Linked DNA regions of Homo sapiens: region 2 is linked to region 1. The links are chromatin loops, found by intact Hi-C in ENCODE. Cell type or tissue: PC-3. All regions are shown on one strand. Region 1 overlaps SPAG16 (sperm associated antigen 16). Region 2 overlaps SPAG16 (sperm associated antigen 16).

Region 1 (5,000 bases):
TATTATGTATGTATATATTTAGAGGAAGGATCTCGCTCTGTCACCCAGGCTGGAGCACGGTGGTGCCATCCTAGCTCACTGCAGCCTCAAACTCCTGGGCTCCAGGGATCCTCCCACCTCAGTATATACAAAAATAAACAAACAAATCAGCCAGACTTCATGGCACAGGCCTTGAGTCTCTAACTTTTTAGCTTTGATCCTTTGCATCTCAGAATTAGAAAATTCCTTGAGGGGAGATCCACTGCTAAATACTAAATTCATATCCCTGGGCTTTTCCTCTTTCCAGCCTCTCCAACTCTTAATTTTTAGTTTCTTTGTCAGTATTGAATTACAATTTATATGATATAAATGTTTATTGATGACCTATTATAGATCAAGTAGTGGGCCACGTACTAGGGGAAAATTGGGCACAAAAAAACAGATGAGGTCTTGGCCCTCATACAATTTAAAATCTGCTAGAGGACTCAGACATAGTCAAGTAATTACACAAACAAAAGAAGCCGAATGAGTGGAAGGAAGTACATGGTGCCACAAACCCATGCCTTAGGTGATTTTAACTTGGTTGGGGAGGTAGGCAGAAGATTCTCTTAGGAAATAATTCTTTATCTCTGACTAAGGATGGGCAAGGGGTAAGTAAGGAAGGAGGGCTACTAAAGAACATTATAAGGGCCGGGCACTGTGGCTGGCGCCTGTAATCCCAGCACTTTGGGAGGCCGAGGCGGGCAGATCACAAGGTCAAGAGATCGAGACCGTCCTGGCTAACACGGTGAAACCCTGTCTCTACTAAAAATACAAAAAATTAGTTGGGCGTGGTGGCAGGCGCCTGTAGTCCCAGCTACCCGGGAGGCTGAGGCAGGAGAATGGCGTGAACCCTGGAGGCGGAGCTTGCAGTGAGCCGAGATCGCGCCACTGCAGTCCAGCTTGGGCGACAGAGCGAGACTCCGTCTCAACTAACTAACTAACTAACTAACTAACTAACTAACTAACTAACTAACTAAGATTACGAGACAGGAAGCACAGAAGCATAAGCCCTGTGCGGGATGGTGAGAATAAGAAACCAAGAGAAGACGGATGTGCCTGAAAGGAGAGAGCTCTGGGAAATTTGACACGTGATGAGGCCAGATAGGATGCTGGAGGCCAATTCACGTCGTGCCTCTTAAGCCAAACTAAGAAGCGTTATCTTCATCCTCAGAGCAACGGAAGCCATTCAAAGACTTTAAGAAGGGAAGAACATAATGAGAATGGCTTATTGGAAATTTTAGCTGGCTGTAATGTAGCTAATGGGCTGTAGCTCATTACATATTATAATACCAATGTTACTGTTGAGGAGTATAAATGTCAAAGAGATTGTCAAATGTATTTATGGCCACAGAGCTAATAAGTAATGGAGTTGGAACTCAAGCTCAGAATTCTACTTCCTGACCTGGGGCTTCTCCCTTTAATCAGAGTTGTCTGATATGAAAGAAGAAGAGCACACATAGAAAGGGCTCCCAGGTAAACACCAGCAGTTTGATTTGATTGTCAGATGACACCAAGAAAGGAGAGGCCAGTCTTGGGGTCTATATTTTCAAACTGGGAGAAAAAGAGAGAAAGACCAGATTGGTGGAGAAACTGATGTGGCATGTGAGGAATAGAATACTAGGTATGTCTACCCTAAAGGAAAGAATATGTGGGCGGTGAAAACATGGCAACTGTCTTCAAATAGTGAAGAATATGAATTTATTTGACAGGGCTTCAGAGAACCAACCAAGGCCAATAGAGATAAGATACAGGGAAGTACCTTTTAGGTTTTTAGAAGAGTTATCTGAGGAGGGGTGTTGTCGAAACTGTAGCAGAGTTTTCCTATTATTGAAATTATATAAGCAGAGCTGGATAACCACTTATAATAATAGTGTAGAAAATATTCATCTTTTGGGCAGAGAAACAAACCTTCTGATGTCTGAGAGCCCTTCCAACTCCTCCATTCTGTGATTCTCTGACACATAATTACACATAACCTTTCAAATTTCTTAAAGAGAAGATCCCAATATAAAAATACAGTAAAATGTCTATAATGCAAATAAACTTGCTCAGAGTTCAAACTATTTTTAAATTTTAAAATATTTTCATATAGCAATGGTTGTTATAATGCCTAAGGCATGGTAAAAAGCCAAGTTGTAGGCAGTGTAGCAAATTATAAATACCAGGTTGTATAGTAAAACGTCATTCCTTTTAAAAGCTTACTTTAGATATAATGGTTATTAATTCTTGAAAATTAGATATGCTGGAAATCGCTTTATATGTAGCATATATGGATAAAATTATTATTAGGTTTTATGTATAACTTGATTGCTGATATAAAATTGATGGTTTCTTTGTCAGCATGCAACATTATTAATGTGCTCAGCACACACATATCAATGTTCCAATAAATACTAGAGAGCATCATCCCACTAAAACAAAAACAAAAACACCTGTAAATGTTTAAGTTTTTCAAGTGAAAGATGATACTTGCAATGTGGGAGATTATTTTAGAATTGCTTAGTGAGGCCTGGTTTACAGGCTTGATAAGAATTATGAATATAACTTTTAATTCTGCCACCAGATGGCAGAAGTAGCCATTACTTAGGTAAATGTTTACAGTTAAAGTGCTTTAATATGTTTTACATTATTAGATTAAACCAAAACAAACAATTTGGATATTTGTAATAGCGTGTAACATGTTTTGTAATGGTAAAGATGGAAAATATTAGCTTAAATGAGATTTTGGAATTAAATTAATCATAATGTTTATGTATCCCCTGAGAATAGTATTTTTCTTTAATAAAAAAACTCTCACAAGGAATTCCCACTGATATGTTTTAATGAATGCAGTAAATATCTTAATTAATTATTTATACATTAATAATTCCTATATCTTCCTAAAGGTAGTCATTGGACTCAATATTGGGGTAAATTTAAAAGCATTATGCACATGCTGAGTACAAACCAAAGACTAAAGATATTATATAGTTATTGAGTTAAGGCATGGATGATTTTTTAAAAAGATTACAAATGTTACAAACGAAATACAATCACATGTACCTAATACAAAGTTATTTGCCTTTAATAAGTTAAAAAATAAAATTAATTTGTCTAGTCTCTAGACAATTTTAAAACATCAATCCAAAGGGATACATGTGTTTCTTTACTAAACAGTAAATGCCATGGCTAATTAATGCGTGTTTTCAAAGATCACGGATACATTAGCTGTTTTCCATATCAATTCACATTTTTGTTGTGTTGTTTTGTTCAGTCCTTTAAAAAAATCTACTTCCTTACATCCCACTGACTCTTTAACCTTCTACATCTGGCTTATCCTAACTATGACAAAGAAAATAGTTTTATCCAGTAAATTTGACTCTTCTTTACCAACTAACACACTATTTTGGTCCTAAACTCTCAGTATTATGTGACAAAGATTACTGTGTTTTTCTTCTTAAAACAGGATCTTTCCTTGACTCATTTGCTTCCATACTCCTTCATGTTTTTCTTTGCACTGCTTTTTAGTCTATTTGGAGGGGGAGATTCTTGTCCTCGACTCCACCTGCAGATGTCAGAAATCATAGGACCACTTGTTTTCTTTTTTTTTTCCCCTCAACATTTCCCTACATAGTGCCATTCATTCTGTCACCTCCCAATGTTATCTCTATGATGAAGCTTCCCAAGTGCCTATCCCAGCCCACTTCTCTCTACTGACCTCTAGACTTGTACATCCAATTGCCTCCTTGAACAAAGTCTCTTTTATTCTAGTACATTCCCTTTCTTCATGAGACTGACTTGATGAATGGGCTAGGCACAATGTTTTACCTTCCAGCAAAAGTGTCGAAAATGTGCTAAAGTAAAAACCACACAACCTATTTTCTTGTCAAGTGGGAAAAAGTAATTGTACAGGAGAATGGCCACACTATCATCAGTTTCATCCAGAAGCAAGATATTTATAAAGGGCTTTGAAAACTTCTGCTTAGGGCAGTAATAACTATATAGTTAAGGTGTGCCTTAATTTACAGAGTAGACATATTAGGACTAAAGATAAGCTTGAGCTAAATTGTGTTAATTCATAATGCATTAATTCATAAAGTTCTTTGCAGTGAAGATTCTTGGTTTACACTGGTTGTTTTATACTGAAAGACCTGTCAACTTAAATATGACTGTGATGTATATTTTCTATTTATTGTTTCACCTAGCTAGTGACCTATGATAGGCCTTGGTGCCAAATATTCTGCCCAAATGAAAACAAGATGCAATACAGACTCACTTTAAATTAGAATCAAGAAACACGGAAAGAATGAGACACTGGACAATGAGATCTACCCATGTAAAGTTATGGATTAAATTACTGAAGAGGCCATGAGTAAAGCCACGTATGAATGAGGCTGTTCTATAAGGAAGAATAGTGTTTGTTAAAATGAGTACCTGCTATGTGCTGAGTATTGTTCTGAGCACTTGTTTGCAGGTAAACAAGAACATTTACCAAGTAAGGTGCATGTTAACAAGTAAACACATTCAAAATTTTGTGGAAGAACATTTTAGGCAGCATAAACAACAAATGCAAAGATCCTAAGGCAGAAACTAAAAAACGAAAGAACAGCCACTCGTTTACAAGCAAACGAGAACATTTACTGGAAAACACACCTTAAAGAGGAAAGAATGGTATAGCTATAGTTTAGTGAGTGAGAGGTTATCAGAGACCGGGGGTATAGGAGGATGAGCTCAATTTCTAAATCAAAACCAGTAAAGATTTTTAAGAAGAAGTTCATGTGATGTGATATGTGACTACTTTGGCTGTTGTATGGACCATGGGTTGCAAGCCTAAGGCTAGGAGGATATCTCAGTGGGAAACAAAAGAAAGCAATATGTATTTTTTGCCTCAAATATGGCAAATAGGAAAGATTATGAGTAGGCCAAGTAGATGACAGGATCCATGTAGTACTGTTTTGCTTTTGTTTATATTTTTTAGAACTGAGGTATCTTTCATGTAT
Region 2 (5,000 bases), 500 kb after region 1:
CTGAATATCTTTGTTAATTTTCTGTCTCAATTATCTGTCTAATATCATCAATGGGGTATTGATGTCTCCCACTATTACTGTATGGGAGTCTATGTCTCATTGAAGGTCCCTAAGAATGTGCTTTATGAATCTGGGTCCTCCTGTGTTGGGTGCATATATATTTAGGATAGTTAGCTCTTCTTGTTGAGTTTAACCCTTTACCATTATGTAATGCCCTTCTGTGTCCTTTTTGATCTTTGTTGGTTTAAAGTCTGTTTTGTCTAAAATTAGGATTGCAACTCCTCCTTTTGTCTGTTTTCCATTTTCTTGGTAGGTTTTTCTCTATCCCTTTATTTTGAGCCTATTTGGGTCACTGCATGTGAGACGGATCTATTGAAGACAGAATACCATTGGGTCTTGGCTCTTTATCCAGCTTGCCACTCTATGTCTTTTAATTAGGGCATTTAGTCCATTTACATTTAAGGTTAGTATTGGTATGTGTGGATTTGACTCTCATTATGGTGTTAGATGATTATTTTGCAGATTTGTTTATGTGGTTGCTTTATAGTGTCACTGGTCTGTGTACTTAAGTGTGTATTTGTAGTGGCTGGTAACAATCTTTTCTATCCATCTTTAATGCTTCCTTTAGGTGCTTTTGTAGGGCAGGTCTGGTGGTAACAATTCCCTCAGCATTTGCTTGTCTGAAGAGGATGTTATTTCTCCTTTGCTTATGAAGCTTAGTTTGGCCAGATATAAAATTCTGGTTTGGAAATTCTTTTTTTTTTAAGAATGTTGAATATTGGCCCCCATTCTCTTCTGGCTTGTAGAGTTTCAGCTGAGATGTCCATTATTAGTCAGGGGCTTCTCTTTGTAGGTGATGTGGACTTTCCCTCCAGCTGCCTTTAACATTTTGTTTTTTTATTTTGACCTTGGAGCATATGAAGATTATATGTCTTGGGGATGATCTTCTTGTGGAGTGTCTTACTGAGGTTCTCTGCGTTTCCTGAATTTAAGTGTTGCCCTGTCTAGCTAGGTTGAGGAAATCCTCATGGATGATATCCTGAAATATGTTTTCCCAATTGGTTTCATTCTCCCCATCTCTTTCAGGTACACCAAGACATTGTACATTTGGTCTATTTACATAATCCCATATGTCTCAGAGGTTTTGTTCATTCCTTTTCATTCTTTTTTTCTCTAGTCTTCTCTACCTGTCTTATTTAAGAAAGCCAGGCTTCAAGCTTTGAGATTCTTTACTCCACTTGGCCTATTCTGCTATTAATACTTTTGTAATTGCATTATGAAATTCTTGTTTTTAAGTTCTGTCAGGGTGGCTATGTTCTTCTCTATACTGGTCATTTTGTCTGTCATCTCCCATAATGTTTTATCATTATTTTTAGCTTCCTCGCACTGGGTTACAATGTACTCCTATAGCTCAGTGTACTTCCTTTCCATTCAAATTCTAAATTCTACTTCTGTCATTTCAGCCATCTCAGCCTCAGCCTGGCTTTAAACCCTCTCTGAAGAGGTGATGCAATCATTTGGAGAAAAGAAGGTACTCTGACTTTTTGAGTTTTTAGTATTCTTGTGCTGATTCTTTCTCATGTTTGTGGGCCTATCTACCTTCAATCTTTGAGGTTGCTGACCTTTGGATAGGTTTTTTTTTTCTTTTATCCTATTTGATGACCATGAGGGTTTGATTGTGTTATAAGGTGGAGTCAGCTGACTAGCTTCATTTCTGGGAGATTTTAGGGGGCCAACACTCAGCTCTCAACCTTTGGACTGTGTACTATAATTCTGGGGGACTTCTATTGGGCCCCAACTTTGTTCTCTGGTTTGAACCTTGAGGTTTGGAGTTCACTTTGCCGGGGGAACCAAAGTGTGGCAGCTGCAGCAAAGTGCAAGTGGATACAGGGGTTCCTACCTCCCTGAGAGCATTCACCACAGTGGTAGAGGCAAGGCAGCAGCTGGGACAGCAGGTTGTGGGGTGTCCTGCTGGAGACTGTGCTGTTGCACTAGAGGTGATGTTGGCTGGTTTATTTTTTGTTGGTTTTCAACTTTCTCTTGGATCTCATTGAGCTTCCTTATAGTCTATATTTCTAATTTTTTATCTGTCATTTTCAAATTTTCATTCTATTGAGGATCCATTGCCATAGAAGTAGTGTGATCTTTTGGAGGTGTCAAAGCACTCTTTTTACACTGCTGGAGTTACTGAGCTGATTCCTTCTCTTCTAAAGAAACCGTCATTTTCTTTCTTTCTTTTTTTTTTTTTGAAATTGCTATTGTTTGCAAGGGACTTTATATTTATTTTTTCCTCCCTTGAAGGTGTGACTGTAGTACATATTTTGTATGATCATTTGGCTTCTGGGTGCTTTTAGACAACCGAGGCTCTGTATGAATTCATTGGTTATAGATAGCTTTTGTGTGGTGGCTTTCTCAAATTCTGCTTGTTGTAGCTATACATTGGGCATATGAGCCAATTCACTCTCTTCTAGGAGGCCAGGAATACAGGGATCTCAGGTAGCTGATGTCCTCCCTAGCACTGTGTCCTTCTGTCAGCCACTTTTTGTTTTGTTTTGGTTTTTGTTTTGTTTTTGGTGAAGTTTGGTCTCCAGTAGGTGGTGCCAGAGCCAGTTTCCCTTTGGATATTGAGATGATGTGTGGAAGCACCTGCCCTAATGAAGCTCATGGAGGGAGTTTGTGGTGGGATGCACTGAGGTTTCCAGGGTGGTAAAGAGAGGGCTGCACCAGCTCCCCATCCTGGGAAGTCAGGAATATGATCCACTTCCATATCATGCCCCTATCTCAGGGTTCATGGCCTTCAGTTCAGATAGTCACTGTCCTTTATCTCCAGGCCACAATGCAACTTAGGTCTGTGAGAAATGCCTGTCTGGTGGCTACTGATGAAATGACCTTTCAGCAGAACCTCTTCCCCCAACACCAAACAGATGACTCTGCAGTTAGTTGGTTTACACTGTTTTGCAGTGATGCTGCCACTCTGTGTAGAAAGGCAGAAATTAGCCCCGTTCTATGTACAAGCCTAAGCAGTGGGCACACCTTCACTGAGGACACAGCTATCCCAAAAAATGCTGGAAGGAGGACACTTACGGCAACCTCCAACAGGAAAGGCCTTGGCTACCTCTGCAGCAGTGTACGGGACAGTGGGAGATCCATTTCTGGCCACTAGGGTCACCTATCCACTAGGGCAGAACAGTGCCCCCTTTGGAGATCAGCACTGTTACCTGCATTTCCTCTGTTCCGAGGAGCGCTTTGGCAGTCTGCATTCCCCCTCTCTCCCTCTCTCTAGGGTCAGCACACTCGAAGGACTATACCTCTAGGGATCCCACAGCTCCCCAGGGACCTGATGGACCTCTGTAGTTGCCAAAGTCACCGTGGGTTTTGAGGTTCCCTGGGTAGGTTAATGACCCATAACAGATACACAAACAGTGTGGTCCCTGCCACCTGAGTCTGAGTTTGGTGTGAGTGTGAGCACACATGGAGGAAATGGCTGCCTCGTGCTGTGCCTGCTGGAAGTTCCCAAATTGCCACCAACAAACAGCATTGTTCTGGGTTGATTGATAGGGGAACCCCGACAGTTTGGCTGTTAGTAGTCTGTCACACAGGTGAGAGGAGCAAGAGATCCCCCTATTGTAACCTTTTGTCAGGACTCTAACTTCCTCTGGGGTCAATCTCTGCCAGATTCTGGCTGCCTTCCTTTTCTGCATCCCAACTTCTTTGTATGGGTTCTCCAACAGGTTTCAGCACACTTTCCTCAGTTCCACTTGGGTCATGATTATTCACCTGCAAATTTGATCTTCTTTCTGAGGAGAAATGGCATCCAACATCTCTAGTCAACTGTCTGGGGAAAAAAACTAATTTACTTTCTAAATGTTTCCCTTTAGTTAGTTAAGTTTAAAATGTGATTTCCTCCAGGAAATAATGATAATCTCTCTCTTTTGTGGCTGAAATGTATGCCCCACTCTACATAGCATACTTAGAGTCAGTGATGTGGATCCCACCCTCATACACCCTTACTCTTTTTTTATTTGAAGTAATAAAATAAAAACCTTTATCAAATGAAATGAGTTAATACTGACAGCGTATATTTGAAAATGAAAAATTGTAAATTTATAAGCATAAAAGTATCTCCACACTAATAAGAGGAATTATTCAAAGAAAGAAAAAATATTTTACATGGGTTTTAGTGTGTGAATCATTTCCTTTGTGATGAAAATGATCGTGTTTAATGATATGAATCATATCTTTTAACAGTTATGATAAATCTTCTAAATTCAAACTGAAAATTATATATCAGAGTCTTCCAAATTAAAAACAAAAGAAAAACCCTCCCAGGGTGAGTTAGTAATTTTTAGAGCTGTATTATCTCTCAGTTTATGCACTTGAATACCACTTGGTAAATGTACCTGCTGCACCAAAGTATACTTTAGTTTCATGCAGAGTAAAGATAACTCATTATATCCTTTTTATCATTTGAACATCAATGGCTATGGAAAAAGTAATTTTCATCCTGGGTAAATTTGCTCATATTCTCAAGGTGTACATGGACCTGACTTTGAGCTGTGTGTATAGGGTTCTTGGTATATTATTTAGTATAGGTCTAGCACATTCCAGAGCAGATTAATCATCCTCTAAATGCTCACTTCTCACAAACAGAAACCAATGTATCGACCTCCATGTGCCCTAACCTGCTGAGCTGTGTTGATTTGATTTATGGGAAGTTGATCATTCACACTAATAATCTTTTATCACCTTATGTATGGGGAGCACAAGGCATTGGGTTATTTTTTTGGCTTTTGCAGGAGTCTATCCTTAGAATACAACAGTGATTTATAATTATTTTTCTGAAGTATCATTTAGATATTCTAAGCAAAAAGTCTCATACAGTGTAATATAATTAGTACTCTATTTCTGAATGGACTTTCCCTTTCTTGCTTTTTTTGAAGCAGATTATCTAAGCTCATTTCTATTGAGAGAGATCTGCTAACAAAGCATTCAAGTTAGGG

What was found. Hi-C counts contacts between places; a loop is a spot of excess contacts. Peaks named below come from ENCODE experiments on the same cell type or tissue, not always from the same donor. Only the 100,000 strongest peaks of a DNase experiment are listed, where the experiment ranks them.
Region 2: a loop joins it to region 1, with 4 times the contacts of the local background. A loop is called at or near these places in 2 of 110 quality-filtered maps.

Annotation. Positions count from the first base shown.
Region 1 is chr2:213,803,735-213,808,734 of GRCh38, forward strand. The region is part of intron 10 of SPAG16 (sperm associated antigen 16); the gene reads left to right. Among named protein-coding and RNA genes, the nearest start is that of MIR4438, 48 kb to the left of the region's middle. In PC-3, a CTCF peak has its summit at 2,593 (motif pointing right); no DNase peak of the experiment used is centred here.
Region 2 is chr2:214,307,931-214,312,930 of GRCh38, forward strand. All of the region lies in intron 15 of SPAG16 (sperm associated antigen 16), which reads left to right. Among named protein-coding and RNA genes, the nearest start is that of VWC2L, 100 kb to the right of the region's middle. In PC-3, CTCF peaks have their summits at 2,588 (motif pointing right) and 3,210; a DNase peak (open chromatin) is centred at 4,621; H3K4me3 peaks cover 723 bases; H3K27ac peaks cover 1,525 bases.